Linked DNA regions of Homo sapiens: region 2 is linked to region 1. The links are chromatin loops, found by intact Hi-C in ENCODE. Cell type or tissue: adrenal gland. All regions are shown on one strand. Each heading gives the region's core, and the rest is flanking DNA. Links, peaks and the distances in the headings are about the cores only.

Region 1 (2,922 bases), core at 208-2,707:
TAGCAACAAATACTGTCTATTGTTTTTCTTGACACAGAGTGGTTGGAGTGCAGTGGCATGATCAGCCTCAGTTTCCTGAGTAACCGGGGCTACAGGTGTGCGCCACCAAGCCTGGTTAATTTTTGAAATTTTTTGCAGAGACAGAGTCTCGCCATGTTACCCACGTTGGTCTGAAACTCCCGGCCTCAAGCAGTCCTCCAGCCTTGGCCTCCCAAAGTGCTGGGTTTACAGGCATGAACCATCATGCCTGGCCCCAGGATATTCTTGAGTGAAGCTGGCTTGCTTTTGCTTTTGCCAGGCCATAGCAGTAACAGTTAACTCCTAGTATACTGATTTCATTGATGCTAAGGCATGACTTTTGCTGACAATTGCTTTTGCACCATCCATGCACATTTCAACACAGTTGTATCAGGATAAATCATAAGATTCAAAAAGTTATTCAACACTTTGACTATTTCAGCACATGTGTTTGTTGCCAAGCATTTATGTAATATCTTCAATCATTAAGTGGGGCTGATAAGAACAAAAATAAGAAAAATAACAAATACAGTCATATCTGTAGATGTGTCCATTTTGAAAGTACAAGTGCAATTCTGCAGATGGTATATTAGTCTTCATGTTTATAGTGAAATCCGAAATTTGACAAGGTACCATGTTTTGGGGAAGTGGCACTGGTTTCTTTTACTAACTTGTCCTTCAGCAGGCATTGAGCAACGTCAACTGTGTAAGGCTTTGTCATTCAGCTAGTATATGTACTTTTCCAGCCAATGCAATATGATAACTCACCCTGTAGGATGCTTTGGTGTCTTTTTCATTTCTAGTTTGAAAACATGAAGAAATATTTAGCTTTTAAAAAGCTCATATTGTGTACATTAAAAATATTTTTCCTTTATACTCTTATCAGTCTCAAAATGACAATCTGAAATTGTTTTGTTGCATAAGACACAATAAGGGGAATTATTAGCATCCACAAAGGGAGGGGAAGATATCTTTCATTGTGTTTTCATTTCTTCATCCAGTTTTTTTTTTTTTTGAAGTTGATCCGCCCTTCCATGAGTCAGGGAACTCTGATATTTCAGGTTCAGGTATGTCAGCATCTTATATGTAGATGCTACATGTGGGAATTGAGAAAGCAAGCCTTCTCATCTTTTGTTTTTAAGCCAGTGATCTATCCTTAATGATAAGAAAAATATTGTATAAATAACTTTTCTCTTTATTTTAGAATATTGAACTCTAAAGCAATAACAGTTTTAGATGAATTTTTTAAAACTTATGAAGTTTTGAAAAAAATTTAAAATATTGCAAAACAACACAGTATATTATTTGTTGTTGAGTTTTCAAATAGATGCAAGGGAAATTCGGGATTTCAAAGCAACAATACATTGGACAATAATGAGGTCACAGAAATTATAGCAGGTATAATGAAAGATAGATACTGCAGTGAAAGTATTAAGAACAAACTGAGTTAATCTCCGAAAATGCACATATATATATTCTAAATCTACCACCTTAGAAAATTCTAAAAAACACAAGAATACAAAAAGCACTTGTTGCCAGAACAAAGTATCCTATGTCATGTAGCCTCTGGAAGCTCTACCATATTCTTGAGAAAGGATGAAAGTAAGAAAAACAAATGATGTCTTCATATTATTGTAAAATAGTTTCGACCTCACAGTCCTCCTGAAAAGATCTTAGCGCCCCCTGGAGTCCCCAGGCTACATCTGATGAATCACTGGTCTAGGGAGCCATCAGTTTTAAATGAGTTTAAATTGTCTTAAATATGCTTATTACACTTTCTTTATTTGATGCACCTTGTAGAACCTAAAATTAGATTTCAGGAGCTGCTGACGCTTTGAATGAAGTAAGAGATATCAGAGGTTAACAATTCAAGAGCCATGAATTCTCATTTTGATCCATTAAATCCTTCTACCTTTGCAGCATGAGTCTAGAAGCCCTGATTCAGTCCTTGTTAAAAAGCTGGAAATAGGCCGGGCGTGGTGGCTCACACTTGTAATTCCAACACTTTGGGAGGCCGAGGCGGGCAGATTACCTGAGGTCAGGAGTTCGAGACCAGCCTAGCCAACATGGTGAAACCCCGTCTCTACTAAAAATTAAGAAAAAAAAAATTAGCTGGGCATGGTGGCATACGCCTGGAATCCCAGCTACTCAGGAGGCTGTGGCAGGAGAATTGCTTGAGCCTGGGAGACGGAGTTTGCAGTGAGCTGAGATTGTACCACTGCCCTCTAGCCTGGCCAACAGAGCAAGACTCTATCTCAAAAAAAAAAAAAAAAAAAAAAAAGTTGGAAATAGCTGTTTTGCTGTTGATAAATGAATGGATTTAAATTTCCACATGTTGCTTCTCCAGATCATTTCATGATCATTCAAGTGGAAACCGCAGCAATTAGAAGTGTTGCATATGGTTGGAATGTAATCACTTTACATTTTGAGCGTTCCTTCTAAAAGCAATTTCTTTTGATTCAATGTAAAAATTCATAAGTACATATCAGGCACCCATACTATCCAGGTACTAAAGGGAATACAAAAGGTGCACATCCTACTCCTCAATTATTAATTTTTGCGGCTGGACGCGGTGACTCATACCTGTAATCTCAACACTTTGGGAGGCCGAGGTGGGCAGATCACCTGAGGTCAGGAGTTTGAGACCAGCCTGGCCAGCATGGTGAAACTCTGTCTCTACTAAAAATACAATAATTAGCTGGGTGTGGTGGCACGCACCTGTAATCCCAGCTACTGGGGAGGCTGAGGCAGGAGAATCTCATGAACCCAGGAGGCAGAGGTGGCGGTGAGCTGAGATTGCACCACTACACTCCAGACTGGGATTTAAGAAAATGTGTAGTTAAATATTGCCTAAAATGCTCGAATGTAGGTTATAAACAATGAGAATAGGGCCCATGAAGAGAT
Region 2 (2,922 bases), core at 185-2,684, 110 kb before region 1:
CATGGGTAAACAGCAAGGGCAGGGATGAGCATCTACGTGCAGATCAATAATGCCGGTGCAGCAATGCTGGGGCAGAGTAGGGGCCAGACCATGCAAAGCAGTGTCAGAGACCACAGCACGTCTGCAGTCCAGGGCAAGGCCACCCCATGTAGGTAGGCTCAGCCAATGTCAAAACATGATGGGTGGCAGTCTCTGCTTACTATTATCCTAGTGGCCCAAGGACATCACAAAGGTACTAAACCTTTATCATAAGCCTCCTTTGGGAGGTTTATTAAGGAAATGGAATTATTTATTCTGAAATTGGAAAAAAGCTAGGAAGGACTTAATTGTTAAATATTACGCTAGGCTAAGAAGATAAGTGAAAATGGAAAAGAGGCCAGATTTGGGAATTCAGACTCACAGGGATCAATTAGTATCACAAAGAGACAAACCTAGCTGAATCCATAGCTCCAGCCTGCTTTTTCCCAAAGGGAATTTAGGTGGTTTCAGTACAAATCCATGTTCATTACTGGGGTTTATTTTAGTTGTTTGGTTTTGTTGTTCATTTAAGATAACACTTATTGAGCTTTTACTATGGGCTGGGCTTTCTTCTAAGCATTTAATATGTATTAACTTATTTCCATGCCCCCTGCCAACCCAAATCAACTCAGAGTATGTATCCAACAGATGATTGATCGGTTGGCATATTTCCCATAGCAATAAATCACTGAGGAAAGGTGAAGAATTCCCTTTATGTGTAGACCTTTGACAACCACTCCTCAAACTGGGCTTTTGAACATTTTCCTTGCGGATCTTGTTTATTTGGCCTGAATGGAAAAATGTAAAGCTAGGAGTCAGGTTATATCATTTAAAAACAAAAACCAGACAGGATCATGGTGACCATATCTTCTCCGAGGGGAGGCAGGCAGAAGGAAGGGGATGAGCAGGAAGATGAATATTCTACAACAGACTGGGAGGAGTAGCCATTCTATCCTCCACAGAGGTTTCTTGAACAAGGAAGACTTGGCCCCTTGCTGCGGGCCAGGAAGTCCATGGTATCAGATGCCAAGCATTGGCATCAAGGAATTCCCAACAAGAAGGCAGCCGCCTCAAATCCTTTGTGGAGCAAGGCAGGTTATAAATAGATCTATAAATTTTTTTAACCAGAAGGCAACAGGCTTAGCACAGCTATTCTTCCCTTTCAGTTCTCCTCCCTGCATCGCTTTGCCTATTAAATCCCTGCTACCAGGCAGAGCCATCTGCGTGTCAGCCAATCCACTGCCGCAGCCTCAGGAGAGCCAGGATGGAAACTGGCTTCTATTACGACTTCAGGTTGTGACCTTGCTTGTGGAAAAAGTAAATCTTCCTATCTTACCTCTGGCTAATTGGGCAGGAGGTAGAAGAGACAAGAATTTATTGTACACTTTGCCTCCTGCTGGCTAGAACGCTAATGTAGCCCTTGCAGAGGCAGGCTCTGGTTTCAGGGACAGGCTGAGGAGAAAGAAGCTGTGGGCTGGGTCTCTGGTACATGCAGCCAAGACCTGCTCATGGGGCTTTTAACTGCAAGATTTTAGAAGATGGGTTGTCTTACTGGCCAAGTTATATGTGGCTTGGGGTGTGTGTGTGTGTGTGTGTGTGTGTGTGTGTGTGTGAAAAGAGAGAGAGAGAAGACTTAGAGAAACGGAGAGATTGATTTCATCTCTCCTAACAGATGATGACTTAGAAATTATTTAGCCTATTGAGTCTCCAACCTTGTTGTAGATCAGAACCCCCAGAGGCATGTTAAAGCACAGGTTACTGGGTTCCACCCCCAGAGTTTCTGATTCAGTTGGTCTGGGGCAGGGCCCGATCATTTACATTTCCCATATGCTCCCTGGTGACACTGGTGCTGCCAGTCTGAGGATCACATTTTGAAAACCAGTGATTTAATCTAACCTCCTGATTTCAAAAATGAGGAAACTGAAGCCCAAAAGCCCAACAGTTAATGAAAATACATGCTCAGGCACCCACAACTGGTTACTGGCTAAAGCCAGACTAGAACAGGGACTTCTGGACTCCTAATCTGGTGCTTTCTCCACCACATCCGGCTGGTACCTGGCCAGGATGCCAGGGAGTTGCTATTCTAATAATAAACATGTTATCCTTCATGGTTGAAGATTACCATTCCCTGCATGGTTTCTTCTTCCTCTGCCTTCCCTAGTCCAACAGAGCCCGCCCTGCTGGCTCAGGACAGAAATAGCCTAGCCCAGCCCACTCACCCACCAACCAGTGGGGCTTAGAATCAGGTCATGCCCCACAGCCAGGTGCCTAAGCACCTGGTGTCTATGTTACTGTCCAAGGGTTATTGCTGGTAAATGAATTGGAGATCTGAGGCCTTTGTAGTGACTACTGGGTGTGCATATTGGCCCTGAGTTATATATAGCTCTTTCTACATTCTCCATGTTCTCCTGAGGCTTTGACCTTGATGTTGGACATTTCAGCTCATTATTCTGCCTAGCACCTAAATCCTCTGCTGAGGTTAGAGCTCCACTCTGAATGATGATCCCATGATAGGAGACTCTACTGCTGTTGGTCTTCGTTCCTGAACTGGAGTGTCGGTCTATACCCAAACTTGGTTGCTGAGTCCTGCAGCCCACAGGTCAACCGTCCCTGTGGTATCTGCCCACCCAGAGGCTTTCTGAGCTCCGACTCCCTTTCAAATTCCCTGGGCTATGCTCTGCCTGCCAGATTAGAAACCTCAGGCTCAACCTGGTATGAAATCAAAGCTGAGATTGACCTTGAGATGCTTGTCTACCTGTCACTGGCACTTCCAGGGCCAACTTCTGCACTGGATCACTTCCCCAGCCCCACCTCACCCTGGCCACATGCCTTCATCTGCCAGTGAGATCTAGCACAAAGATGTCCTGCAGAGGACAAGTGCTTCAAGTGATTTTTTTCCAGCAT

The links. Peaks named below come from ENCODE experiments on the same cell type or tissue, not always from the same donor. Only the 100,000 strongest peaks of a DNase experiment are listed, where the experiment ranks them.
Region 2: a loop joins it to region 1, with 2.5 times the contacts of the local background. A loop is called at or near these places in 56 of 110 quality-filtered maps.

The regions. Positions count from the first base shown.
Region 1 is chr2:46,775,222-46,778,143 of GRCh38, forward strand. No RefSeq gene overlaps it. Among named protein-coding and RNA genes, the nearest start is that of LINC01118, 40 kb to the right of the region's middle. In adrenal gland, for the core only: a CTCF peak has its summit at 1,735 (motif pointing left); no DNase peak of the experiment used is centred there.
Region 2 is chr2:46,661,675-46,664,596 of GRCh38, forward strand. No RefSeq gene overlaps it. Among named protein-coding and RNA genes, the nearest start is that of SOCS5, 36 kb to the right of the region's middle. In adrenal gland, for the core only: a CTCF peak has its summit at 1,391 (motif pointing left); a DNase peak (open chromatin) is centred at 1,427; H3K27ac peaks cover 722 bases.